Linked DNA regions of Mus musculus: all the other regions are linked to region 1. The links are chromatin loops, found by intact Hi-C in ENCODE. Cell type or tissue: left cerebral cortex. All regions are shown on one strand.

Evidence for each region. Peaks named below come from ENCODE experiments on the same cell type or tissue, not always from the same donor. Only the 100,000 strongest peaks of a DNase experiment are listed, where the experiment ranks them.
Region 2: it touches region 1 in a loop (4-fold over the local background); 2 of 42 quality-filtered maps call a loop at or near these places.
Region 3: it touches region 1 in a loop (8-fold over the local background); 9 of 42 quality-filtered maps call a loop at or near these places.
Region 4: a loop joins it to region 1, with 2.2 times the contacts of the local background. A loop is called at or near these places in 4 of 42 quality-filtered maps.
Region 5: a loop joins it to region 1, with 10 times the contacts of the local background. A loop is called at or near these places in 41 of 42 quality-filtered maps.
Region 6: it touches region 1 in a loop (8-fold over the local background); 30 of 42 quality-filtered maps call a loop at or near these places.
Region 7: it touches region 1 in a loop (12-fold over the local background); 15 of 42 quality-filtered maps call a loop at or near these places.

What each region holds. Positions count from the first base shown.
Region 1 is chr13:84,346,521-84,350,520 of GRCm38, forward strand. It overlaps Gm41011 (a long non-coding RNA gene), which reads left to right. Exons shown (of 2, transcript XR_873707.3): 1 at 1-2,379. Among named protein-coding and RNA genes, the nearest start is that of Gm41011, 4.6 kb to the left of the region's middle. In left cerebral cortex, a CTCF peak has its summit at 1,517; DNase peaks (open chromatin) are centred at 796, 1,059, 1,634, 2,550 and 2 more places; H3K4me3 peaks cover 3,531 bases; H3K27ac peaks cover 4,000 bases.
Region 2 is chr13:84,563,749-84,567,748 of GRCm38, forward strand. No RefSeq gene overlaps it. Among named protein-coding and RNA genes, the nearest start is that of Gm34246, 110 kb to the right of the region's middle. In left cerebral cortex, no CTCF peak of the experiment used is centred here; DNase peaks (open chromatin) are centred at 2,293 and 2,571.
Region 3 is chr13:84,756,345-84,760,344 of GRCm38, forward strand. The region is part of intron 2 of Gm34196 (a long non-coding RNA gene); the gene reads right to left. Among named protein-coding and RNA genes, the nearest start is that of Gm34246, 83 kb to the left of the region's middle. In left cerebral cortex, a CTCF peak has its summit at 2,386 (motif pointing left); DNase peaks (open chromatin) are centred at 421, 753, 1,768, 2,376 and 1 more place; H3K4me3 peaks cover 1,933 bases; H3K27ac peaks cover 4,000 bases.
Region 4 is chr13:83,867,044-83,871,043 of GRCm38, forward strand. No RefSeq gene overlaps it. Among named protein-coding and RNA genes, the nearest start is that of Gm52045, 14 kb to the right of the region's middle. In left cerebral cortex, no CTCF peak of the experiment used is centred here; DNase peaks (open chromatin) are centred at 955 and 2,092.
Region 5 is chr13:83,723,667-83,727,666 of GRCm38, forward strand. All of the region lies in intron 1 of C130071C03Rik (RIKEN cDNA C130071C03 gene), which reads left to right. Among named protein-coding and RNA genes, the nearest start is that of Gm52046, 4.0 kb to the left of the region's middle. In left cerebral cortex, a CTCF peak has its summit at 1,502 (motif pointing right); a DNase peak (open chromatin) is centred at 1,514; H3K4me3 peaks cover 4,000 bases; H3K27ac peaks cover 4,000 bases.
Region 6 is chr13:83,713,504-83,717,503 of GRCm38, forward strand. Gm52046 (a long non-coding RNA gene) reads right to left here. Exons shown (of 2, transcript XR_003950632.1): 1 at 3,275-4,000; 2 at 1,429-2,623. Among named protein-coding and RNA genes, the nearest start is that of C130071C03Rik, 5.9 kb to the right of the region's middle. In left cerebral cortex, a CTCF peak has its summit at 1,668 (motif pointing right); a DNase peak (open chromatin) is centred at 1,689; H3K4me3 peaks cover 3,406 bases; H3K27ac peaks cover 3,894 bases.
Region 7 is chr13:83,737,452-83,741,451 of GRCm38, forward strand. C130071C03Rik (RIKEN cDNA C130071C03 gene) reads left to right here. Exons shown (of 4, transcript NR_152245.1): 4 at 719-3,857. It overlaps Mir9-2 (microRNA 9-2), which reads left to right and starts at 1,363; the gene lies at 1,363-1,434. Gm51268 (predicted gene, 51268) reads right to left here and starts at 1,425; the gene lies at 1,370-1,425. In left cerebral cortex, no CTCF peak of the experiment used is centred here; DNase peaks (open chromatin) are centred at 2,204 and 2,457; H3K4me3 peaks cover 4,000 bases; H3K27ac peaks cover 4,000 bases.

The sequences.
Region 1 (4,000 bases):
CACTCCAAGAACTCCAGAAAGGGGCTTTCTATGCCTTTCCTTTTTAGAAAGAGAAAGAGAAAAAAGAAAGGACTGGAGAGAAGACAGACAGGGGGGAGAGGGAGAGCGCAGAGGAGAAAGGAAGAAGAGGGGGTATTTAGCAAGTTAAGAGGTTAAATATTTGAACAGATTCGTAAATATATAGACAGCCCTTGCAATTTGGGATGTGTAATAATGCCTTTTGTGGTGCTGTCTGGCTGGGAGGGTAAGCAGAGGACCCTCCTGCCACCTTTTTCACTGGGAAACCAACTGGAAAGCTCCTGGGTTCACAAAACAAAATCAGTTCCCCTCTTTTGGAGGAAGAGAAAAATGCTGTCTCTACTAGCATTCATACTATTATTTAAAAATAATAATAATAAAAAAACAAGAGAAAGCAAATGAACATCTAATTTCTTAGGGATTTTTTTTTTTTTTTCAGTTTAGAAAGCTATCTTCAGGCTGAAGTCATTTCGAAGTATTGTTTGAGCGAATATGCTACAGCACTCAATTATCTAAGATGCATCAATTATTTTTTTGACCACTTTTGTAACAAGAATGTATTGATCTGGGTCTTAGAAACCCTTGGCACTCTGACATGTTTCATAGTTGCCGAATAGGGTGGGTTTCTTCTTCCGACAATTGTACTGAGCGCTGCTGATGGAATCTGTCCTCTGCCTGTGCCCATGGGCAGAGGACACAGGCTGTGGGTGTGTCCCGCCCACAGATGCTCGCGCGCGCGTGTGTCTGTGTATGCATTGTACACACGTATTCTCCACTGTGTGCCCCAACTGGAGCCATTTTCCTCCTTTCAGTGCCCTGCGTGTATTAGTAATATGCAAGTAGAATCATTTTGCTTGAGTATATTTTGGAGGGGGAGGGGATAAACCATTTAATTCTGCTCTAGTATTTCCTCTGCAAAATTTTCACTGCGTGTGAATTCGCGTGAATGCCTTTTCTGAGGTGTGTGTTATGTGTGTGTGCTTGTGTGTTGGGGAAGATCATTGGCTCATCAGCGGGTGTGTGCCTCTGCGTGTGGGAAGCATGCAGACTCTGAGGACCTTGGGAGCAGCCCACGTTCTCTCCGGGTGCCCTGTCTGTATCTGCCCTTGTGTTTTGTGTTCTTGATGTGATTATGTGCGTTATTTACATATGTGCTTCTATTCTTTTGCCTTCGTGTAGTGCCTTTCTCTACAGTCCACACATTTCACATATATTCTTTTATCTTTTGGCAAAGTGCCTTTTTTGTTCCTCGAAGAATATTTATTGATGTGATAATCTGAAATGAAAAGTGGTCTCCCATGAAGGAGATGGAAGAGAAAGGAGCGTTCATCTTTCTTAATAGACGGGGCAGTGCCAGTTGACTGGATCACAGGGTTTCTCTGCACTTTCTGCGTGAGTCTGCGCGTGGGGGTGGGGGCGGGGACGGCTGAAGGAGGACGGAAAAAGACCTTTTAAGCAGAACAAAGATAGGACATCGCGCCTCCTTGCGTCCTGATTGCATACTGCATCTACCCGGCGGTCCCGACTTTAGAAATCAGAATTCAGAGATTTTCTCCTTAAACCATTCAGAGGCCGCCTCTCAGACCCAGCCCTCGGACCTCAGCCAATCACCGGACGCCATGCAAATCACCTCTTTCGCCCTCCAAACCGAGGTCCAGTTTAAAGGCAGTTTCTGCCGCCCCGCCCATCTTAGTCCTTCCCTTCCCCCTTCCTCCTCCGCCTCCCACACAGCAGCTGCTTGGGAAGAGGGCAGTGCTGGGTGCTTCATGCATATGCAGACAGATCTATCCTCCCCCTCCACCCCATCCTCTCTCCCTCTCCTCCCGCCCATCTTTGCCTCGCTCCCCAGCCCCCACCCTGCCGCCCACTAGTATCTCCAAGTCTCCTCGACGTATAGTTCCCAGCTCTGGTACATGCAGCTGCTACCCACAAGTATGCCCAGGCGCTCCATAGGAGCCAGAGAGGGAGAGGGAGGAAACCTCTGCTTTTGAAATCCGCTCGAAGGTCAAGTTTGTGGTTTACGGAGCGGGAGCCCGAGACACTGAAAATGCTGTTGAGTCTGCAAGAAGACGGTGCATGCAGGAAGATGGTTTTGCCTTGGTTTTCTTCCACTAAACAGCAGATTAATTTCTCTGAAACACACAAAGTACCGGTCATGTTTAAAGGCAGGGTGATGATAGATGGTTCCGCGTGCGCACAGTTACAGAGCATATTTGTCTTGCACATCAAGGTTCCTTAAGCCACAAAGCACTGGAGAGGAGATCAAAGGGTGTTATATCTTCTTAGGAGCAGGAAGGTTGGGAAGTGCGGCTAGCAGTACGACCAGTGGCGCTGGACCTGCTTGAGGTGGGAAGTTAAATGGTAGGTACGGAAACATGACCTGGGACCTACGGAAAGGAAAAATAATTCTGTGAGAAGGCGAATTTGCTAGTATTATGCATACGCAGACTGTGACCAAGGCTCTTCCAAGCCGCCCTAAACATTTTCAAGTTTTGAATAACGCACTGAACTGACCTGGATTCCTTTAAAAGTTGGGGAAAATACCGTCGCGAAAACCGCGCTTTTAGAGTGCTTGGAGATCCTCTTAGGAGGAACCGGAACTGTGGCGTGACCTTGTTTTATAGATCTACTTCTGCCCTGAAATACCTTCAGGACTTTCTAGAGGAAATTGCAGCAGGTTCCCCTTAAATCTTACTCGGTGGACAAGTGAGGGCTTAGCAAATTTAAACACGCACTTTGCTAAGATTATTTACCGAACACTTTTTTTTTTTTTTTTTTTTTTGAATCGAGGGCGTTTTGTGTGCCGAGAACAGAGCAATATCTTCCAGGCAAAGCGCTTCACGTGGCTGGCAGTTCCCAGGTGCCACGGAAATTAGGAAAAGAAACAGCAAGCAGCTCAGAACGGTTTCTGCCCTTGAGCTGCTCCTGCTCTAGCTGGAGGGAAATATGTAGGTGGTGCTTCCCAGCCCAACAGGAAACAGTTCAGAGAGCTCTTAGACTGCAGTGAACCGGCGGCGAGTTGGTACATTCCTATAGTGAAACAGGGCAGCAATTAAGAGTGAATGGACGATCTTGAAGGCAGTGTTGGATGAAAAAGCAAATCACAAGAGAATGTGATATTAATGCAATGTTAATGTCTATTAACATAACACTGTAACAGACTACAAAAACACAGAAGTTGCATGATAGGAGGCATAAAATCGTGTCAGGGAATGGGTGTGGAAACTGGAGGAAGGAGAGGACATGTTTTAGTCATAAAGATTCGAGCTCTGAGTAATGCTTATTCCTTTTAAAGAGCTAGAATATGAGGAAACATACTCATGGGAAGGCTTTATGGAAAAGCTGGCGCTGATGCTAAATTTAAAATCTTGAATATGATAAGCAGAAGGAATCAGAATACTCAGAAGACAATTTTCCTGAATGGGGGAAAGAAAAGTGTAGCCCATGAGAAGCTTTTATAGTCTTGAATTAAAATTTCAATCTACATACAGTGAAAGCCGCTCTTTAAGGGTGCTGAATTCTGTAAGCTTTATGGATTCACAGTCCTGGAAGCAGGAAACAACAGCTCCCCAATTCCTTTACTGTCTTTATGGTTGCTTCTTCTCTTACCCTTGAGACTGAGAGACCTTTGACCTTGACTCCATCACCACACTTCACCTTTTCCCCCCGAATGTCATAGAAATGGAGTCCTGTAGCATTGCTTTTTTTCATCAGGTGCCTTTCCTATAGCATTACCCACTGAGATATCTCACCAATTTCAGCACCCCAGAGGATACATACTTTCTTAATTTTAGGGATTGTCTCCCCCCTCCCCATGTGTAATGTAGATTTCTTGTAAATAATTACAATGCTATATGTGATAAATGTGTTCAGATATTTCTGCCCAGATGCTCCGTTGATAAACTGGTATTAAATACAGTATAATGGTGAAACGTATAAGAAATCACACAGGTTCCCGGGCTTTTGCACGGAGTTGAGCAGA
Region 2 (4,000 bases), 220 kb after region 1:
ATGGCAATAGTAAGCAGGTCACTTATTTATTCAATGTGATTTTTTTTTTTACATGAAACAACAAAGAGGAGTAGTCTTGCTTACAATAGAGCAAAGTACTGGGGAACTACCATTATCTAACTAGCACCCATTAAAGGTGGAACTTAAAAAAAAGCAACAACAATGTTAGACCATTCTTCCCACCTCTAGAACATTTGCTAACACAAAGAGCTTTAAGTGATACTGGCTTGGAGCAGGTGCTTTTCAATTTCAAAGTAAAGCAATATTTTGATTAGAGTCTACTCATTTATCTCAGTCTGTTCTCAAAATTGTAATCCTCCTACTTCAGCCTCCCAATAACATGGATTATGTGTATATACTGCTACACTCTGAATTTCGTCTCCTCTGAGTTAAGAACTACTGATAACGAGAGAAGAAAAATACTGAGTATCTATAATCCAATGATGGTCATCATTATGGCAAGGTACAATGGAAGTTTGAAACATCGTGGACAAGCCCCTATGTAGACTAGATACAAATATTTTAGGCCAGGGAAAATGCAGATTATTTAAAGTTATTTTAGTAAGTAGTTAAAATTACATTTTGGTATAAAATTTACCATATAACTGCCTTGTCTGTAAAAATTAGTGCTTAGATAATTAATGGATAATACTATAAATTTTTTTCCTGAAAAATCTTCTAGATAAGAACATGTATTTATTTGATTTATTTGACTATATGCAGCACAAAGAACTTTAATACAGCAAACTCTACTACAGTAAGGTATGAACATATTTTTCTCCATGCTTTTAGATTTAAAAGAGAAATCATTGGATTAGAAAATTTTGTCTATTTGAGTCATAGGAAATCATTGCAAAAATGATTTGATAATTTCTCATCAAAATGACCATATATCAATAACTGGATTGAACTTGGCATTAGACTCAGGTTATTCTGGCCAGTTGCATGCTGTATTTTAGGTAGTATTATTAATGAATGCTGCCTGAGTGCTTTTAATAACAAGGGACTCAAATATATAACTTCCCTCTAGTAGTTCTAAATGGTGGCCTGGAGCCACTCCTTAATTAATATAGACTCGTACTTCAACTGTAGTTATGGGAAGGAGACTGAATGAAGACAGCACAGCCTGAGATCAGAGGTCATCAAAGGCATGTCTAATTGCACATGTATTCAGTTTTCTCCTTCTTAAAATCCCCCCTCCTTTAGTGTCATACTTCACAGTAGTTCTCAGCAGCAGGACTCTTTGCTTGTTAATACACAGCTGATTTTATTCTTAGCACATAAAATCAGTGTAACCAACATCCTTGCAGAGGCATGGAAGTGAGAAAACTGCACTTCATAGCAGAGAGGCCTGTTTGCTTTTGTAACATGAATCAATATAGAGAAATCTTTGAGGGCAGATTTTTCAAATAGCAAGCTTTTCCATGTATAATATTTTTCACAATTATATGAAACAAACATATCAAGATGAGAAGAAAGCATTCTACTCCTGCCTAGATCTTCAGTGTAAATGAATTGTTTGTGTACTTTGTTCATTAAAGACAATTGTCTCTCCACAGATCTGGAGATATAGGGGTGGGAATCATTAGTGTTGGTAGGCTTTCCAGTGTCAATTACTAGAAAATTAATTCCAAACCTATCATTAACAAGCAAAAGTTCTGTGTTTATAGTTTCCTTTTGTGTAGAATATGAGACCCAGTCTGGTGCTTAAAGGACAGGGTTGTGGGTAGAGTGCTTAGCATGTAGTTCTGAGAAGGCACAGACCCAAGGTCCTTTAGTCTGGTAACAATAGATAACTCTCTGCTATTTTTACTTAAAATTACTGTTTGAATCTTCCCAAATTCAAGGAGTCTCAATTTAAGTCTATGTGTTTAATATCTGAACTATTAACTAATGTGCCCCATTTGTGAGATAGAGAGAAGCTTTTACTCTAAGCATGTACTAGATACACATCTCCCATCATTATTCAGACAGCCAATGCCTGCAAGTGAATCAGAGATTTACAAACAATCAAAGACTGGTCTTAGGTTCTTATCAGTTTCTCAACAGATTCTAGGAGGCTTAAAACCGCTAGGCTTTCAGTCTTTCACCAAAGCAGATACAGTGCTGTTCTCTAGCTGGATTTTGCATTATTTCGGGCTGCAGTCTTTCTTTGTGGTGTCTCCACAAGAAACCGGCGATGTCTACTTTTTTATGAGTAGAATGCGTTGCATTGTTCTGAGGTTTATAATTACACATTTGTGACTTCATCCCCACCAGCCTCGCCCCATGAATACAGATAACATCTTACAAAAGGGAAGACTGGGAAGGACTCAGACAGACAGGGTGGGTGGAGAGGGAGGCTGATGTGCTCAGTGACCATCTCCTAGCAAAGCTCTGGGGCACCTATTAGAGGAATTCGGCTCTCCATGATTCTGGGGTGGCCTATGATCTAAAACACTGGCCTTCTGTTTCATTGGCTATGAATTTACCCTTGGGAAGAAGAAATACTCAACCTATGGGTTGACATTTTATTTATATCGCATCCCTTGTTGAAGCTCTCAGAAGAACCCGAGGTGTCCGTGGCAATCCTTCTCTTTATTCAGATGGTTACAGTTTAAAATTTGAATAGCTGTTTATGCTGGGAGGCTGAACACCCAATCAGTAGTCTTTGAATTGAAGCTGTATTGTTCACTCATGGAAATGCCTGTTTCATCTGTCAGCTCTCTTTTATAGTGAGCCTAATAATTTATGCTTGCTAAAGATGTTTTCTGACCTGTGATTCCATTGCCAGTTACGAAAGGGCTTTGGCAGTATTCACACTTCCTTTCGTAATAGGGGGCCAGTAAGGTACAATTTAGTGAAATTACTGCTCCAGTGCGCTAATGGCGCCCAGACTCAGACTGGGGAGGGCAGAGGGGTGAGGGTGAGGGACCTCGTCCTTTAAAGGGGGCCACTAAGACTCCGAAGAATGGTATCCTGGGAAGGAGGCTCTTTAGGAGTTATGTCCTTCCCTGGAGGTCGGCATGAACCTGAGGGGCCCTGATGGTTGAGTTAACACACCTGCAAAAATTCTACAGGGAACTTACATTGTGTCCAGCTAAAACAAAGAGATCTTATTTTGTTTCTCATATATATATATATATATATATATATATATATATATATGCACATGCATTTTACATTTTGAAGAAGTGACCATGATTCCATTATAGTGACTAATTCAAAAACTGACAGCAGTAAAAATCTTTTGTAAGGAAAGCATTCACATGTACTTTCACTACAAATTTTTCATCATATTACTGTTTAAACCATATTATAGGAAATGAAATTTCTATAAATGGGTCATGCTGCGTCATAATTATAAACCACCCAGCTCTTTAATTTATAAGCTACTGCCAGACTCATCCTGAAGAGAATTTCTCTAATCGCGAATCGAGTTATCCTCCAGGTGAAATATGTATTATTTTCCTCTTCTTTCATGAAATTTTGCTGTCATTTCTCAAGCAGAGCCTATCCTGTCTTCTGTGTACATCATTTGTGCACCCCTTTTATAGTCACTGCTTTGGAGTTTCTTGAGGTTGTGATCATGCAGTCTTGTCTCTATGTTTGTCTTTTGAAAATGACATATGAATATTGGTCAATTGATTTCAAGAATATTTTTAATAAATTTATTGTAAATTTAGAATTGTTCTCTAGCTTTTCTAATTTGTCTGCGAAGCATGTGAATAGGCAGTGATATCATTAAGTTCACTCAGAGTACAGACATTATGTATCACATGGATTAATAAAAGAAGCAAAGAAAACTATAGATAAGTTCTTCGAAAAGGAATTTCTAAGAGACCTTGAATAGTCTTGTAAAAATTGGCCAAGTTATTTGAATAAAATACTTTAAAAGTTGATTGTCAATAGCTTTTGACTTTGATTATTATTAGCCATAAAAATCTAAAATATTTCTATTGAAACTTGAGCTTGTGGTAACTTGAGCTTTGAAGTCAACAGAGGGTTTTCACACTGCGGA
Region 3 (4,000 bases), 410 kb after region 1:
CGAATATAAAGCATGTTTCAGAAAGCAAAATAAAACGTATTTTAAAAGCTAACTTCTATTAATCAAAGGAGAGCCTGGAAGATAGATTTTAAGATTGTATTTATACAAGCACCTGTTAGTGCTACAGAAAAGGAATTGAGGATGCATAGCTAACTCTGTTCAGTGTTCTTCCAAGTAAATTTGAATTTGGACTTTACTGCATTTAGATAAAAATGCACTTACAAAATGTTTTTCTATATTTATCTCTGGCTGTTTTGTATAAAATAATATCGCAAATTATATCCATTTTTGAATGCCAAAAGAATAAGCCAGAGTATTACTCTGTGTCATTGAAACTACCTCTCATCTACCACAAACACTCGGAAGTGTCTCTGCTTTGTGGAATAGTTAGAATAATTCATTTACATACAAGTTGAAAAGAACTTTTGGGGGGCAGGGTTACTTTACAGGGCAGAGATCAAACCAAGAGCCCAGAGAGTTTGCTAGGCAGAGAATCCACTTCATTCTCAGTCAGAGTTAAACATTTTTTGAAATGTTTTCAAAAAGGTTTCCATTAAAATCATTTTGATCCCTTGTGGAGCAATGTCCCTCCCAAAACCTGTAAGAAGCAGGTATTTTTCTGCAAGAGCTCAAATAGAACCAAATGAGCAGTTCCTCAAGGTAAAAGCTCACCCAGTCTGTTTCCAAGCAGAGCAACCGCATGCTGATCACCATCTTCGATGGTCAATAGTGAGAAGCAAAATGTGCTATGGTATCAGTCTTGTATGCCTATCACACTGACAGCCTAAGAGGGGAATCTCAGTTCTGGATGTATAGGGGTCCTGTTTTCTGATTTTTGTCTCTGATTTTCTATTGATCAGTCGCAACTCACTATGTTAAAACAATCCTAAGAACTTGGGGTTTATATCCAAACTAAAAGTGATATAATCAAATATAAGAGAAATTGAAGACATAACTTATTAACCGTGCCGTACGTTAACACCACAAATGAAGTGGAATTTTCTCAAACTAGAGACACCCAGAGAGCATACTGCACACAACATTGCCTGTGCAGAAAGTTTTACCACCATGGGACCCCTTGATTCCCCTCATATTTACATTTTAAAGAGCTATGATTATATCATTGGATCTTTGTTTTACTAAATATTTTATATAGATGTCTTCTTAGAATCTGTAGTTTTGATAAATTTATAAAAATCAAAGCTAAGAAAATATGTCCAACAAATTATCTTATTCTCAGATACTATACACGGGATAAAAAGCTTTACAAAGGTGGATACTGAAAACAGCCCCCCCAAACTTCAGATCTGTGAGATTTTAAACTGACATGATTTCATATCTATCAAAATTGTAAAGCCATTAGAAGTAAAATTAAATGTGTAGGTTATATAGTAGTATCAGTAGTACATGAAATAAATTATGCACTTCAGTTTGTCAATGCGCAGTATCATTTTTGATCCCATGTAAATCTGCTATGAGACGTTTAAAGGAATATCAAAAATATACCCCAACCACAACAGATTTGTCATTCATGCGCTGTTGAGCATGGAGGCCTAATTTACCCTTTTGCCATTATTTTAAATTAAGGCACTTATCCAAAGATCAAAACATCGTCTACAATGGACATTTTGTGAAGGCAGATAGTGATAACATCTGAAGGGATATGGTAATTGTTCCTGTTGTGGACGAACAGGGAGAGATATTTGATATGTATCTTGGGAAACAGGAAATGTTCCACATATAAAACTACAACTGCAAGTGTGGAGGGAAAGACGAAAGCGGCCCAGTGACCAGGCAAAAACTTTAAACGTATTTGCGAAGCAAGAACAAAGACATGCGTTGCCTGGCTGGTAGAAAGTGTTAAAGGGGATTGTCTCCTTTGCCACGGCTGTTTGAAATCCAGCATTTCATATTAGTCCTTAATGACAGACCCTAACAGCATAAGTGAAGAAAAACCAAGAGAAATTTTGATGAAAAAAAAAAAAAATCAAGAAAAAGAAATATGACTGCAAATGTGCAAACTTTGTCTGCAGTTGTTGCAGGCACAGTGGTGAAGGGACTGCTCTGTCCACCTATTAAGGTAGACCGCATAACAAATAGCACACTATCCCCCAAAGGGAAGAGAGTAAAGTTCTCAGGAAACCCCAGCAAACACTGACATGATTTTTATTATTCCAAATTTAATCCGACATTTTCTAAGTGTGTGTGGAAGGAGGACAGAATACTCCCTTTGTGTCCTGGAAAGTGTCATGCGACACAAAAAGATCTTTCTCAAAGAAAAGGCATCTTACATGATTAACACTGAGCTCCCAGCTTGAAAAGAATAAACCCCCAATGTCGCGCAGTGCAGGACGGCTGAGCAGGTCCAATACAGTGCTTTCATGCCATCTAGTGGTCATCTGAGAAGTCTCCCCGAGACCCGGGGATCTCAAGCAACTGGTAAAGAGGAGTAGCCATCCTCACCACCTCCACCACCACCATCACCACCATCACAACCATCACCACCATCACCACCATCACCACCATCACCACCCAAAAAAGAAAGAAAAGTAAAGAAACACGAGGTTGAAAAAACATATAAATAATTTAGGACACAAAAAAAATCTCATCAGCTTCAATAACCTGGCTAAATTTTTGATACCGTTTTAATTTGAGTGGAATTTGTTTCTTCTGGTCCTCTCTTTTCCTCCTTTTTTCTTTCCTCAATTCTTTTTCAAGTTTCCTTTTGTTTTCAGTCTACTTTCCGTTAGATTACACTTAGAAAAGAAACACAGATGCATGTTTTAATCATTAGTTTCTGAAAGAATTAAAACGTCACTTGCTTTCATACCTTGGTTTGGGTATTTTGAGACTTTTCTTTTAAATAAACCATCTCCCCACCACTCATATAAAATGTCAAGAAGCAAGACGGTACATAACTGAATTCCTCGGTAATAACTACATTCCTCCTTCTTGGAAAGGCACAGTACCTAAAATGTTCTCGACTTCTCTTCTGATGTCGGCCGCCCTATAAGCAGTCCTCAGAGTATTGAACTTTGAATTTTTTGAAAGCTAAAGTATTTTTCCCATTTTGCAAAATAGTTTTAAAATGTCATTATATGCATCTATGTCCAGGTGTGCTCTTTATACTTTGCCTAATAAATCATTTTCAAATACTGTAGCACAATTGGTTTCCTTTTCTAGTTGAGATTTATTTCTAAAGCTTAGGAATTCTTTTATTTCTCATTGATTCATACATTTTTATATTAGTTTTATTGTTTCTAAGGATTTGCCTTTTAAGGACACAAAAAGCTGATTTCTAATTGTGTAAAATAAATCTTTGATTTCAGTCAGCAACTAGTGTTTTTATCCGGGAAAGCCTCAGCCTTTTCTTTCTTTCTCTCTTTCTTTCTTTCTTTCTTTCTTTCTTTCTTTCTTTCTTTCTTTCTTTCTTTCTTTCTCTCTCTCTCTCTCTCTATCTCTCTCTTTCTTTTTCATAAAACAGTATATTTCGAAGGCTTCATGACATAAGAACAATACAGATTTTATAGTGGTTAGAGATCAGTAAGAAATACAAAGTGGAGTGGTGCTCAAATGCTGGTCCAGGCTTTAAATTAAAACAGATATTTATTTAAAAGAATTTAATAAACTAACAAAGTACTTGCAAATATTTCAAGTAATATTGCAGCAGAAAATAATTTTGTTGCTTATTTTTCCTCACTTTTGTCTTGCAAACGTGGGCGTACATACACTGGAATATTCAATGTCAATGATTCCATCATAGACAGAAATTAAAAGCATAAATGTAACATTTTCTGATGCATTTGCCATAGTTGTAGTCTCTATCAATGTGCATATTTTCATTTTGTAACTTAAACAAAGGTGCATATATTTTAAAGTAGATGTTCACCTCAAAACTAAGATTTAATTTTCAAACTATGTAGCAAATATAGTATATAGTACAAATATGCATAAAGATGCCAAATCTAGATTTTCACCTTCTAAAAGACTATAGAGCAAA
Region 4 (4,000 bases), 480 kb before region 1:
ATATCCATAAATTCATTTCACTGTCCAGGTAGCTTAACATATAGTAATTAAATTGGAGCTATAAACAGTAAAGCATACACATGGACTTCTATGATTTCAATTTTATATTATAGTAGTGAATATTAATCTCTAAAAAAACAAATGCATTGATAATTTCAAGGTGAAATTCTTTTATGTTAGAGGAGTATATCTACTAGAGGAAGATTATTGTAAATTAAGTGAAATTTCTGGCTATGGTGCTAATTAAATTATTCAAAATCATTTTCTTCATATCAAACAGAAAAGAAAACAAATCTTCTTGCACTTGTAATGTGCTCTAGAGGGCTTCTGTTAAATGAGCTGCATGCAGGGATGTGTCTGGTCTGTATGCTGAGGGCTAGGGTAACAGGAGCTTGACTACTCCTTGCTTTGTAAATATTTAAGTGTTATATCTAGACGAGGGATAAAATGCTGAACTTTTACCTTTGAACCTTTCTGTGAAATATCTTAAATGCTACCAAATGTGAATATAGTGAGCTTAATTAGTAAATTTGACCCAGGTTTATGAAATTTTTTATTTTAGGTGTATTTACATATACACAAGCATATATATGTACATAAATTTATTTTATTACATCCATTGTTACAAGCCAAACCTTGAGCAGTTAAAGTATTAAAAAAACAATCAAAATACTCTTCATATATCCATAAATCCATAAACCTTTTTAAATTTTTTCCTGTTTAAGAAACAACTAAATTATGGAGATGCACACAACATTATAGAACATTTGCCAAGTATATCTTGATTCTTATTTGAAATTCCCACAAGAATATAGGCATGACAGTAATATAAGCCGTAGAAAGGGCGAAAAGAGTGGAACACAGGGACTTGTAAATAAATCCATGAATATCAAAAAGCACAGATGCTAAGATTACGCATTTTCACTAGTGTGGTTCTGTACTTGTAGACTCTAAGACCAGAATTTGTAATGTTCAGTATAGCAAGCCCTGCTGAGGGAGGGAGAGTACAGAGAAAGTCGTAGAAGGTTGGGAGGAGGGTATAAGAAAAAAAAGAGGGAGGGAGGTAAGGAGAGAGAAAGAGACAGAGATTGGGGGGAGGAGAGAGAGAGAGAGAGAGAGAGAGAGAGAGAGAGAGAGAGAGAGAGAGAGAGAGAGAGAGAGAGAGAGGCAGGCATAGCCAGACACAATACTGCATAATAATGGTAACATTCCTGCATGTCTAATGGCTTAAATGTGTTCTGTGCCTTGCTCTAGCCTCATGCCACAGCTGATGTCAAAGAACCATTTAATATTTTATCAACAGTCCTCCTTTGAACCACACACACACACACACACACACACACACACACACACACACACACACACATATACACACACACACATATATATACATATATATGCATATGTGTGTTTATGTGTATGTATCTATATATCTCTGTATATGCATATATCTATATTTGTTATAGAAAGCATTTGGAGTTTTTGAAGCATGAGGAGAATGAAATCCCTTGAATGGTACAATTTTAAGACACACAATATTTGTAAATATCCCATATTCAGTAATATTCACACCATTTTGCAATGAGTCTTACATTATTTACATGTTAGAAGCATTAATATGTCCTATTTCTTGAGGAAACATATACCCACATTTTATCTTCTTATTAAACAGTAGGAATGCGTAACTTTAATTTTTAATGTAAATTCAGTCACTGATTGAATAATGATTATAATACTAGTTGGACTTCTAAGTAGTTTTTGTGGAAAACATTGTTTTCTTGTTTGACGGATAGTCTGCTTGTAACAAAGAATGACTGAATTGTCTTAACAAAGAAGAAGAAGGCTGTATATGTTGGTTACAATAGAATAACCACCTTCCAGATCTCTTAAATCCACAATATATGTAGTGTGAGTCCTGAGTGGCTTTTGTTTTCAATGTCTTTTGTAAGCTTTTAGGGTTTTTTCTGCATCAAATGTCAAGTTAATTTACAGGGCGCTATTACTGATATGTTTCCTTGGTTTGTGGTTTTCTGTGAAAGGCAGGCAGCTGAGACCAAGTCTTAGGCTAGGGGGAGGGGCAGCTGAGCCCATAACACATACACTGTGCCAGGGTCTGTAAATTGGCTGCCTGTATGACAGCGGGCCCAGGGAAACCTCTAGTCTTCATTTGCATGCTGAGGAATATCCAGGATTAAACCGGACTGATTTTCATACAGGATTTAGACCTGACATTTATTATTCGGTTCACAGACCTCTTGAAGGAAAGTTTGTTTTCCACTCATAGATGAAAAATCTTCCAAGATAAATAAAGACTGGCTTAGCAGTAACAGTAAATAAATATCTTTCCTGTATTTCTTATGAATTTATCTTATATGATTAACAGACAGATGTTTGCCACCAAATTATTATATTTTGCTCCTTAGCATTTCCAAAGGAAAGTATCTATCAAGGCCTCGCTCAGTGTTTATATAAAATGTATTCATTTGACTCTGGAAGTTGAGTTTTCATAAATAAATTTAAAGACAGACATTTGATTTTTCTGAACGAATTAAAACAACATTGGGGAAGTAAAATACTCTGAGATGCTTAATTCTGTTTCTGTTCCATGTGTTTCTATGGGGATAGAGTGAATTTTGGTCATACTGTAAGCTTCAATTGCATAATGTTTTACAAAACAAGAAAATTACAAATGAATGTTTCACATGAGCCCATCTGCTAAATATATAACCCATAAAGTTCATTTTCATGGCTAAATAGATTTAAACAATATTTGGATGTCTTTTAATATTTAGACACTGTTTGTCCAGTAAAACACTTATAGTCCAACTTGCTAGTGATATTTTAACTGAATCAAGATTTAATTTCTAGTATTGAACAAAACATGTTCTGACACAGTACCAGGATGAAGAAACATGACCAGCTGCTTTCTTCTTTCTGGAATGCTTTTCTATGTGGCTAAAGTAAAGACTGCAAGTTGAAATTATGTAAACCCAGGAGAGAGCTAAGAGTCCTCATGTGTTAATAAACAGAAGAGAGTTTTCAAATGGGTTGAAAATATACTTTGTACATTTAATAAACAAAAGGTAGAATAATTCAAATGTCATCTATGTGGAACATGGAAGAAACAGTGTAAAATCTGACACATATTTGAATTTTTATTGTGTCAATGAAACTTTTGAAAATGAATTCTGATATTTGATTTCTTTATGGATGTTTTACTAACTGTAAAACAGTCTTAAATGTGTACAATATAGAACATCTCTCAAAAGTTTTTCTATTTCACTATAAATGTAAATGTATACAAATTAATTTATGGCTATATTCAGAAATATTTATTAATAAAATTTTAGAAAGGCTATATTAAAGAACCTCTTTTCTGAAACTTAATGTATCATTTATATGAATCTATTTATTAACCAAGCAGTTAATAAATGAACATGATGAGTCTATTTAGTTTTACCTCAATTTAATTTGCACACATACACATGTACACACACGCGCGCGCACACACACACACACACACACACACAACACACACACACACACACACACACACACACACACACACACACACACACACACAGAGTCTAACTCAACTAAACATGAGTACAACCAAAGAGTATAAATCATTGCTATGAGAAGAGTGGTGGTCATCTTCTGTGGAGAGATACTTCAGCATTATATATGTATAAGTTTCAAATGTTGACAAATATTATTGTAAACTAGGTCTGCACATGAAAAGTGAAGAAAATCAAGACAGTCCTTTGTACAGTTCATGCTAAATCCTTCACTTTTCCTTGCAATAAATAGTTGAAGCACATGTATTTTACCCTTGAATTATTTGGATGATTGCATCAATTCTTTAGTTTGTGTTATACATGTATATCGAAAGAAACTGTGTTTGCTGAAAGTGGCACTTTAGAAAACATCCCACTACAAAGGTGAATCTTTTAACAACATTGTTATGTTTTGGGTTTACTATACCAGAAGATTTGTTTAT
Region 5 (4,000 bases), 620 kb before region 1:
TGTCTGCCCAGTATAGTCTAATTGTTCTGCAGTCTTTTCCCTCTCCTTCTCTCTCCTATGAAGGCTTCATTTTTCAAGAAGAAACCTTAATACTCAGCAAGATATAAGGCTCATTGAGAAGGAATAGAGCTCTGTTTTATTCAGTATTAGCAATGTGAGTTTACTCACACACCACACACCACACAGATTGCTAAGTGTCTATCTCAAGGTTTGAGTGCATATGTTACAGAACATACTCCTATCCACTTTCAAGAAAATTAGAACAAAAACTGCATTTATAAAAATGAGCTGAGACTTCATGAACAGTTGGGAGATTTTTTTTAAAAAAATAAATAAAAAGAACATAGAAAACTATATTTTAATCATCTGTTTTTAGGGAAACTAAGAGCTTCCTGTTTTATTTAAAGAAAAATGTAATTAGCAAACCTTTGCAATTATTCAAAATGGAGACAATAATTTGGCTATACCAAGGCTTCTTACCCACATGGGTGAGATATTTTAGACCGTTGTTCCACTCACTATTCTACAGCTAAGGGTATTCGATAGGAAATCCTGACCTTAGATTAACAGGTGCATTCATTGTTTTAAAAACTGGGATTTGTTAATAAGTGACATTTTAAATTGAAACCTCAAAGGCTTCAAATGCTCCAGTGTTCTACGAGGAAGGCATCTGCCCTAGCATTTGAACAGGTTAGTTATCTGAACCACAGTAAGGTTTCAGAGGCCCCTGCCTGCTCAGAACCTGGCCCATGAAAAGGAAACATAGAGAGTGGGAGGGGCTGCTGGGTCCCCTCCCTCCTCCACTCAGTGCCCGGCCCACCTGCACCACATCTACTCAGAAAATGACCATTTGGTGTATGGGGGAAAAAAAAAAACTCATAAGACAAAGTCTAGAATACACACATTGCACTCAGATATGTTATATAAAGTGCATATTCTTTAACATATCTACATTGTTATAGATGCTTTGTGGTGTGTGTTTGTGTGTGTGTGTTAAAAACATCACCCTCTCTCTAAGTTTGTCCTAACATGAGGAATTAAAGAAAAGAAAAGCTGTCAATTTCTGGATGAAGTCAGTACAATAAAGGTGCAAATGGCATCCCAAAGGACTTAAACAAATGACAGGCCTATGGTGCCGGACATTTGTAAAGATGCAGTCTTCGTTTGGCGCTGAAATAGGTACGGTGATGAAGAGGACTGTAATATAGACTCAAGTAAATTAGGATTTCGCTTTGGCTGTGGTCAACAGTATTTGCAGGTCCCCAGGGTTCCAGAAGAAAGGATCTTCGAATAGAGGTTGTGTGTATTGCCTGTGTTATCAGGTCCCTTCTGCGGCTCCCCTAGGACCATCTTGAAACTATAGCTTTTTCTTTCTTTGTTCAGTAATGGCTATAGAAGTCCAGAGTGTCTTGAACATAAAGATCTTGAAGCCACCCAAGTCCAGAGAATGCAGGTTCTCCCAGGCCAGGGCCGCCCCGACGACCCAAGCGAGGTGCTCAAGGGCCAGTAGGTGTCGCTGTTTCCCTGCTGGCAGGACCCTGGAGCCCGACGTTGGCCCCTAGCACCACTCAGTTTTCTGGCCCGGGTGATTTCCTAGACGTCTTTGAGCTCTGGGGATATGGCAATTCCCTTATTTTGTTTCTAGAACCCCTGACCTAAGTCCTCCTGGCTGCGACCACAGCAACATTGGTGGGCCTATGGAGAGAGAAAGGAGAGAGGAATATTGGTGGGGCCCAAAGGCCGCCCTGCTGGAATAAGCGGGGAGCCCGCTTCACCCGCTCCTTCCTTTCTCTCCCCAAGCCTAGGGTGGCGTCGGGGCTATCTGGAGCACCCCGGAAAAAAAAACCCTAAATTAAGGAATTCACACACGGCTGTACTTCGACTTTGAAATTAAAATAAACAAAAGGTTCAAAATCTAGCTTCGCGGGAACCGCTCACAAAAAGAGTTTTAATATCCTTATCTCAAAAGACAAGGAAAGAGGGAGGAAGAGAACGAGGGAGGGAAGGGGGAGAGAGGGAGGGAGGGAGAAAGAGAGAGGGAAGGAGGAAGAAAGAGAGAGGGAAGGAGGAAGGAGAGAGAGAGAGAGAGAGAGAGAGAGAGAGAGAGAGAGAGAGAGAGAGAGAGAGAGAGAGAGAGAGAACGTGCTAGGCCTGGACTTTGAGTTACCTACGGTCTTACCTACAGGGCTGTATGCAGAATGTCGGGTGATTGCGTTGTCCTCCCTTTGCTCTGAGAAAAGCTTGAACTACACTAGACGTCCCGCTGTCCACCCCAAACCGTTATTTACTAAGTATTAATCTTCACTAGATAGGGTTACCTCATCTTTGGAATCTGTACTGAAATTCTGGATATTGAAAATTCTGTTCCTTTCTCTGGCGTCCTGCGGCCCCCTGTCTTTGGCTCAGTATGCGGCGTAAGCGATTATTAATCAGAGGCGTTCTTTTTGTGTCTGGGGGGGGGGGGCATTTGGCTTGAAGATTCCATGACACGCACTTACATTGGTTGCATCCTGTAGATGTCTGGGGATTTTATTGATATCAGGATTTCTTTGCATAGGGAATTCACTTCTCTGTTAAAAGGTGGCAAGGGAAGAGGGCAGGAGCCACCCTAAATTCACGGTCTTGAGCAATCGCAAGAGGTAGTGTGGAAATAGAAGTAGTTGTCCATTTAACTTGACTCTAAGATAATGCCTTCAATCAAGAGGTTGCTATGTGATTTAAAAAGAAAAGAAGAAGAAGACATACTGCTGTGGTTTTGTGTAAAACTAAAACATTTGTAGAGAGGAAAACCCTAACAAATATAAAACTAGCAGACAGGAAAAAAAAATTCCACTTAGTCCCAAGTATGTTTGAATAATTTTGTTCTGGTGTCAAGACTGAGGCCTTACCATTTCAGGACCCGCAGCGCAAGAGGCTGCGTAGTCACTGAGAGCCTGAAATTTAGCAAGAGTTCGTAAATATTTTCATTAAATGCCCTTTGCATTTGCCCTTTCATAAAATCGGCTCCTTTCTTTAAAGTCTTATGCCTTTTACACAATTCTAAAAAAATCATTTCTTATCGAAGCAGCAGATTCATCTCTGGGGTTGGGGGTAGGACGGACACGTTTCTAATTGGAGGTTGTGAAGTTCAATGAGATGGTATTTTTAGCTTGAGATGCTCAGATTCATATATTTTTATATTGTACCAATCTCATCCGATTTCCGTTTCACTCAACTCTTTCATTTTCTGCTTTCTTGCTTCTGTCTTCCTTCCTTCCTCTATAGCGCCTCTCCCACTTTCCCTCGCTTCTTCTGTTTCTCGCTGTTTTCTCTCTCCCGCTCCTTTCTTGTATAATTTATTGTCTGTTTTTATCAGTGAAGTTAATACGAAAATAGCAAGGGGGAGGCCCAGCACCTTAATCTGGCCCTCTTCCCTGCGCGCATTAGGGACTTTAGGGAGGTGTCCGTAGCTACCAGGTTATAGACCAGCGCGGTGGCCCTATGTGCAGAGAACGCTGCTGGTGGAGGAATTGGGGTCCGCCTAGGGTTGCGGGGCTTATTCAAATACCGCCCGCTGCTGCTGTGATTCGCAGGGACTCGGCCTCCATATGGTAATGCGGGGCGGGGGATGGGGGTGGGTGGAGGGAGGCACAGAGCGGAGGGGAGGGGAGGATGGGGTTGAAGGCGGGAGGGAGGGGGGCTCTGACACCGCGCGCTCTGCTGCTGTGCTGGGACAGAGCACCCGGACCCGCGGCAGCGGCGGCAGCGGCGCTCCCCACCCTCCACCGCAGCACTCATCGAGCCAGGAAACCACCAAGCCACGGGCCCTCGGGGTAAGCCACAGTGTGCACACCACAGCGATGGTGACTCCAATGAGGGAGATTAGAAACAGAAAAGATTACAGAGAGATCAGAGATAAGAGGTGTACCTCTCTCTGTCCCTTGTCACACAGCGCGCGTGCACATGCATTTGTACAAACATGCATGCTCATACAGCAATACGTTCCACATTCTTTGCTACT
Region 6 (4,000 bases), 630 kb before region 1:
ATTTTTTTTAACAATTCAATTTAATCTGTTAACACTATGTTTTGTTGTGACATAGATTTAACGGTGGGACTTTCACGCGATGTTTCGCTTCAACAGCTTTCAATCTGTCTTCTTTGGTCCGCAAAGAAATACAGCTCTTTAAAATATTCTGTGTCTGTGGGCTCATCTTTATCCCGCCTTTCTCAGTTTTGCCCTCACTAGGATGTGACACACCCAGCCCCTAGGGTAGGCTATACTCTGGACTTTCGCTGGAGCTCCGGTCCATCGGATGTGGGAGCGCCTAATCTCTCAAATTCGGCCCTTCCCCCACTCTTTTTCTTAAGAGGTGCTCCGAACAGCAACAACCTTGCCCGGCCGACCTTCCGCTCCTTTGGCCTATGCAACTCAATGAAAGCAAAGAGAAGTTCCGAGAAAAAAGCAATGCTGTCCAGCCTCAGCTGCCGGTTTCTCTTCCTTCTCCAGCGACCAGCGACCAAACTCTGTACTCTCCACCAAAGATACCCCCACTCAAGGTTGTTCCCAGACAGGACTCCAAACAATATTCTGGAGGTAAATTCGAACGCAGCAAGATGATTGTGTTCCACACCGTCTTAGTCAGTGAACATGTATCATCTTCTTGGAAGAGGAAACGCCGCACACCATGGTGTCCTTGCCCAATTGATCATAGACCTGGTTACCCACAGGACTCACTAGGCTCCTAGTGCCTTAGAATACCACCAATTCATACTTTGGCTTAGGGATTATGAAGAATGCCCAAGGAAGGAAAACTGGAGCATAAGTGGGGAGGGGGCTCAAACGCAGGACATGAGAGAGGTCAGAACATCAGTCTGACTGGGGGCCTTTGAGATCTGAGATGGGATGCAGGGTGCAAAGCCACCTCCAGAGCTCTGATGCATTCTGAAGAATGGGAAAGCCAAAATGAAAAGTTCGTTTGCTTTTCTTGTTTGTTTTTTACAAGAATTCAGCCTAAATTATCAAGGTTTATGGTTTGCTTTTAACAATCTTTTTCAAAATAACTAAGAACACTAATTAACTAACTGATAAAATGTGGCTGGAGGGAGAAGCCATTGTGTAAATTATTTTTAAGCCAAGAGGCTTTGTGCTTCAGTTGCTCCCATCTTGTCCAGCCTTGCTTGATCGGGGAATACGAAGTTAGAAAGAAAAAAAAAAGCGTCTTTTGCATGTTAGATCCAGTTAAGCTGGAACATTTTCTAAAAGCAAGAACAGGTGTGGTGAACTCTATTCATGATCTGACCACTTTGTCTCACAGAAGCTTTAAAATTTCCTCTATGTTCAGAAAGTAAAGTTTTAAATACTTTCCAAACCCTTTCTGCATACATTCTGTCGTTTGCCTTAAAGAATGGTGAAGCGCTCTCTTTCTCTCTCTCTCTCTCTCTCTCTCTCTCTCTCTCTCTCTCTCTCTCTCTCTCTGTGTGTGTGTGTGTGTGTGTGTGTGTGTTATTCACTTGTTTTAGATGCTTCAGAAAAGGTAAGGCCCTTATTTTACATCTATTGCTGATTTCTCTTTGCCCCTTTAAATCGTGCATTTGTGTGGCCCGCTGGCGCTGGCGTTAGATTGGGAGAAATTCGGATCTGCAGCTAGCTCCCTTCTCTCTTCCCTGCAGGCTGGCGCACCTACTCACTCGCGCTGCATATCCTCTTTTGTCCACTAGAGGTCACTGGCCCCTCGCGGCTCGCCTCTCGACCCGCTGCCTCCAGCTCCTGGAGCTCAAATTAGCTTCCCGTTAATTAACACCCGAGTCCATCAAGGCGGGTTCCTCTGTACAGTACTCGCAGCAGAGCTTATATAGACAACTTACACACCCAGCCAAAGCAAACCTCCCCAAATCCAACACTTCCAGCATGTCCAAACTGGGAAACAGGCGGCAGAGTAACACGGGGCAAGGTATAGTGCTTTAACTTTTATTGGGTGGGGCTTGCAAAACTGCTGTGAAGAAAGCTTTCTTTGAGAACGCAGGTTCTGTGGGGCTGGTTTACTTCTTAGCTCTCCCAGGCTGGGCAGAGTGCTTTCTGGCCCCGCCAGCATCCTGGTCCTTAAAGAGAATTTCACCAGCCCGTGTCGCTATACAAGAAGGTCGCTGGTCTACACTGTTCTAGGCGCACACGAATGTACTGGCAGATTATTTATTAAAGGGCGTAGAGTACAGTGACATTCCCAGAGGTCATTGAAATTGCTAGAAGAAAAGGGTATACGCGACAGTGTTTCTCGTGTCCTTTGATACAGAACAGCAAAGAAGCGGGTAATGATGAGGGATGCACACCACGAATCGACCCTGTGTACATGAGATGGCCTGACGTGTCCTGGGAAGTTCTCTGACTCTTGCTGCATGCGCATTTTTACTTTTTGAGATCCTCAGAATATCTGGAATCTAGCTTTAATTTTATATTATTTTCAACCAAGGTCCCCAAAAGATTTCCTCCTATGAACTGGGTATACTGAGCCTTGGCTTCAGGCCTCAACGAAATTCTTAAGAACTGTGCAAAATGAAGCCTGAGTGTATTCCAACATAACTGTCCAACTTGGTCGTAAACCGTAAATCGCCGTAATAAGCTCCTTTGACGCGGTGTTCTGTGGTGGATCACTGCAAGTATTCTTAATTTCCTTCGGGGGAAAATATTGGAAAATTTTATTCTGATCTAAAGATTTGCCTCACTTGAGATCTTTTGCGCTGAAAGTTAGTAGGCACGGGGAGGCGGACTGTGAACTTCCTAGTAGCTTAGGAACTGGACTTTCGTTATCTGGTCCCCTGAAGACCTGGGCATTCGACCTCCTTTCCCACAAACTTTTCAGGCACGGGCGGAAAAACGATGCGTATTTGTGGTCGGAATAAAGGCTTCTCTTGGACTAATAATGGCAGATACTTAATGAAGCATTGTCCGCCTTCAGGGGAAAGGGGGACCCCAGTCGGACCTCTAACTACATGTATGCGCTAGGCCATGAGCACCAACAAAGTGCACATCGATAGTATGGAAGCGGGGTGGGGTAGGGGGTAAAAGAACGCAGATTAGGGTATGCGGGAGAAGTGCCCCCCCCCCGCAGCAAATAAAAAATCCACTTTTCTTGAGGTGGGAGGGGGAGATCGGGAAGTTCGCAGAAACTAGAACACCGAAGGACTTCGGACACCGCCCGAGTGAATTCCGAGGGTTTGAAACATCATTTTGTATTTCATAACCCTAAACTGAGGTATGGGAGGATCCTTGAAACATCCCCTCAGGAGCCAGCCCAACCTAAGTCATAAAAGAGAATACATACCCCAAACTTGGTCTGCCACGACTTGCTTTTGGCAACCTTGTGGCCAAGACAGAGTCCCAGCACAGGCGTTGCAACCCGACCCCGCTCCAGTCCTGGCACAGGTGTCAGCCAGAGCTGGAATTATGTAATGGATTTGGTGACCTGGGCTCCTACCAAAGGGAATTAGGGAGGGCGAGGCTTTATTTTTTCTTTTCCCTTTGACTACATCTGGTGTCAGGTGTCCCGGATTTGTGGCAGCAGGTGTGATTTGAAGGAAAAGAACAAGTGAAATGGCGGCCAAGCTCAAAGTGCCCTGGGAAGCTGCCAGAGAGCCTGTCATCTCCTCCTTGGCGGCTCACCTGAGGACCTTCCTTGCAGGTGCCCTGGATTCCAAGCAGGATAGGCAAATGTGGGGGTGGGGCTGCCCTCCTTGTCATAAGCTGTGGGAGTTCTATCCTGATGCATTTGTTTGCTTACTGATCCCCTCGCCTCATGAACATGAATGTGAGTATAGAGATACAAAATTAAATTATATATACATATGCATATGTGTGATATATACATACATGTGTGTATATATATGATATACACACATATATATGTGTGTATATATATATAATCTATCTATCTATATCATGCAAAGTGTCAGGGAGCCCCCTTTTTTAAGAGTAATGATAACTTTGATAATTTGTGCAGAGGCTAGTCTCTAAATTTAAATGCAAGAGCCCACCCAGTCAGAACCTGTTC
Region 7 (4,000 bases), 610 kb before region 1:
TCTATATGCAAAGCATTTTTAAAAAAGAAGCCCCACTGTTTAGATCGTGCAGTTCGAACTTACAGAACAAATATGCTGCCCTATCGCCACGGTACACAGATAGAAAACATGACTGAGCTGTAAAGCCATTAAAAACATAACACCAAAGCAAATTGTCATTGTAACCATCGACTCACTGCGTAAAAACAGAGCTGATTCCCAGCCCCAGAAAGCGAGGCCCTGCTTTAAGCAATAGTAAAGTGCCTTCCATCTGCCTGCCTATGCAATCTGCCAGAAGAGAAATGCAGGCAAAGAAGTTCCCCAGACCTGAAATGCTTTTATCTATCCTTAGAGAGAGATTTTCTCCATTCTTTGGATATTAGAGCGATCTACACTAGCGCCAAGGAGGTAAAAGGCCGCGGGTTGCTTTTCAAGGAGCAGTCCGTAGTGCTAGTGGATGAAATGTTGATTGAGAATATAGGGACTGCTGCAAAGCTGCTGCTGCCGTCGCCGCCACCGCTGCCGCCGTCGCCGCCGCCGTCGCCTGTGCTACTCCTGGCAGCAGGCGTGGGGCAGTTGGGTGACCACTGATGCATATCAATAACCATGTACTTGAGATTTCTCATGACATCATCATTACCTTGGTCTCCCGCAGTCTCAAACCTTTGACCTTGCCGGGCTGGTCCACAATTTGGCGGTGAAAGCCCCTCCAATGATGGCCCTTTTCTCCTTCTTTCAGACCGGGGCAGCAGTACGCCAGCAAGAGGGCATGCTCTGCCCGCCTAGAAGTCCTAAGAAATCGAGGATCTCCCTTAAAACATTCACATACAAGATATGTGCAATCAAGCTGCCTGCACTTGGTAAAAAAGATCATGATGCCTAACCCAATGATCCGGAGCAGATCTTTGAATCAGCTGTCACTTCTATAGAATGGGATTTCCCCCTTCTTCCTCTTTAACCAGCGTTGGAAACTGCCGATGGCTTTATACATCTCAGTAGAGGAAGGCTAAAGAATCTTCCGTGAGAATGAAGCAATTTACAATGCAAATAGAGGCCTGTGAAGAGAAGGACACTGCTGCTCACCCCCAACAGCTTGCTGCACCTTAGTCTCTGGTCTTAATTTCTGATACTCATAGATGAATTGTTGGCTAACGATACTGGAGATTACTTGCTGGAAGGGGAAAAGTTTGGAATAAACTCTGAATGCAACAGATCTCATTTGGATGTTCTAGCCGCACACACTAAGACAGAAACCAGGTCATGTTTACATGAAAGGAGAAGCTTAAACGCGGCAAGTACCCCGGAGGACTACGCTTCCCTAAAGCCAAAGAGGATCGAGATCTGGAGTTCAGCCAGAGGAAGGCAGCCTTGTGAGGGAAGCGAGTTGTTATCTTTGGTTATCTAGCTGTATGAGTGTATTGGTCTTCATAAAGCTAGATAACCGAAAGTAAAAACTCCTTCAAGGTCACCGAGGAACGTTCCGGAAAGAAAGACTGCAACCAAGAGACAGTAAAAACCAGAAAGGTCAGGAATGCTTATTGAATCTAACTTTTTTTATCTTATGATTGAAAGTGGGATGCAAGAAAATTAAGTGACACGCATATTGAAATCTAAAGGGGCCAGGCTTTGAGGGGCTTGTACAACTGGAGAGGAGAATTGTGTAGTGTTTTTTACGGGTGACGATGCATGTATTTTCTATATTGTTCATTTTGAAGCAAACGTTTACATATGAGGTTTTTTTTTTCTTTTTTTTTCTTAGAAAGCTGTTATAGTGATGTCTGGTACCTCGCTTAAAAATGATTTCATAATTATGTAGATTTGGGCTGTTCCTATCTGAGGCCCCTCCCCCAAGTTTGAAGCTTGTGCCTGGAAACTTTCTATGTATTTGGGTGTGTACATCAAATTCTGTGAAGTTAGACTTTCAGTAAAGCTTATACTGGAAGGTTAATAATTTATATCTACCGAAGACTTAGAGCTAGCAGGGAAAAGGGGTGGGGGCAAAGGCTGATTTTTATTCTTCTATTCAAAATACAAGGACAGATGCTTCTCTGTTCCAAGAGGGTTTCCTTGAGGAAGCTACTGAAGCAGAAAGACATGATGGAGACGAGATCGCCTCCCCTCTTGTCAAAGTGTTAAAAAAATGTTCTGTCTTACTCTGCGCCTAGCATTGGAAATGAAAGTGACATTTACGCCACAACCCACGTGTGCGCCTCCTCTCTTTTTGTTTAAGGATGATCAGGTCTATCCAGGAAACAGCTCTGGCATCCCAAACTGAAATAATTAGGACGTATATAGACCTGACAAAAATGGAAAGGGGGTGGGGAATCTGAGGGTCTGTCTTGCCTAATTGATTCCGCTAAACGGAAAGCAGGAGATGTGAACGGCAGGACGCTCCGATTCCCACGCTCGGGGGCAAGTGGTAAAGCCTGGCCGGCAGCCTATGACAGACAGCCCTGTTGGGGGGTAGGGGTATGAAAAAAACATCAAGCACACACACACCATACTCATCTCCATCGCTTAAGAAAGTAAAGGCATTTCCCACCCACAGCCATCTGCAGCCTCCCAAATGGCAACACCAACTGGTTGGTAGCTGCTATGTACTGTCTCTGTTCATTTTTAAACCTCTGTTTAATCTGGCCATGATTAAATTTGGATTTCTCCTTTGGTTGAAATTTTCACCATTTAAGGAAAACAAGTGGAAAGGGTGCCAAGAGTGCCCCAGAACTGCATGCCCTTCTCAGAGAAGTCCTCAGTATGTGGTTAGGGCCTTGTGACCACCTTTGGCTTTTGTTTTGGCTGTGTTATATTTTAAAGTCATGTCTCATAGCATTCATTATTATGACTTACTTCATCGGGTTGTTTACTTCCTTGTGTGACACACAGGAACTTGGCCTACTTATGCTAATCTACATTCTGGAAATAAAGCTATAAAGTCATCAGTCTGTAGAAAGTTGATTACAATCACAATATGTTAGAGAACTTGTTTTGTTTTAGAATTGTCCTAGCGGATGAGCTTTTTTTTTCCCTTTTCCCCCTCCTCTTCCTTTTCTTCCTCCTCTTCCCTCTTCATCTAAAAGTCACTAGTCCCAGCATAAACTTTGAGGCTTTGGAGAAACCACTGTAGTCCTTTTTTGAAGTTCCTTGCATCCTGTTACATTTTATCAGGCAAACATTTGTATAGGCATTTGCACATAAATACAAGCATTGCAATGAGAAAAAAAATTCCAAAATTGCTTCTTTTCTTTCATATGGCCTAAATTACTGACACTCCCAAATGCATAAGTTTTCTTCAGGGACAGTACATTTTTCTTTATAGCTTCAACTTCTTGTAAGATTGACACCAGAGAAACCTGTAAAGCCACTGGTAGTTTCATTTAGAAAAGCCAAGAGACTTTAATAACACAACTTCTCAGTTTGGCCGCTGTACACGTGCCAAAGTTTGACTGCTGTAGAGGCAGTCGAGAAGACCCTTGCTTATTTACCTTGGAAGCACTGTTTGTGCAAACAAGCTTTCATTGTTAAGTGCCTGTATTCCTTTCATTTGCTTCATGTCCAGGGGTGCTATTTACCTAGAACCATTGTCTACTACAATTAACATTTACATTACAAAGTGTGTGCTTTTCTTTCTCAAGGAGGTTCAATTAAGGCAATAAGATGTTTGCTGGGGAAACCTATTGTTTACTCAAAGCTCTCAATGGAGTCACATTACTGAAGTTTTTGCCTACATCTTGGGTCGTTTATGTAAATATGTTAACTATAACATCTAAGGAAAATAAACAATATTAAAATTATGTGTTTGCCATTGTCATATCCAACTTGCTTTGTATCATACTAATGTTACATAACTTATCGATCAATAAAAATACATTTCAATGTTATTTTCATTTTACTTTTTGCTGTCCCACTGCTCCTGCTGCAACATGTCCCAGATTTTCTTTTTTTCTATTACACATCAAACTTCTGACATTTTGTTTTATTTGTGTGTGTTGAAGGAGGTACCATATCTAAGCATGAGTCTAAT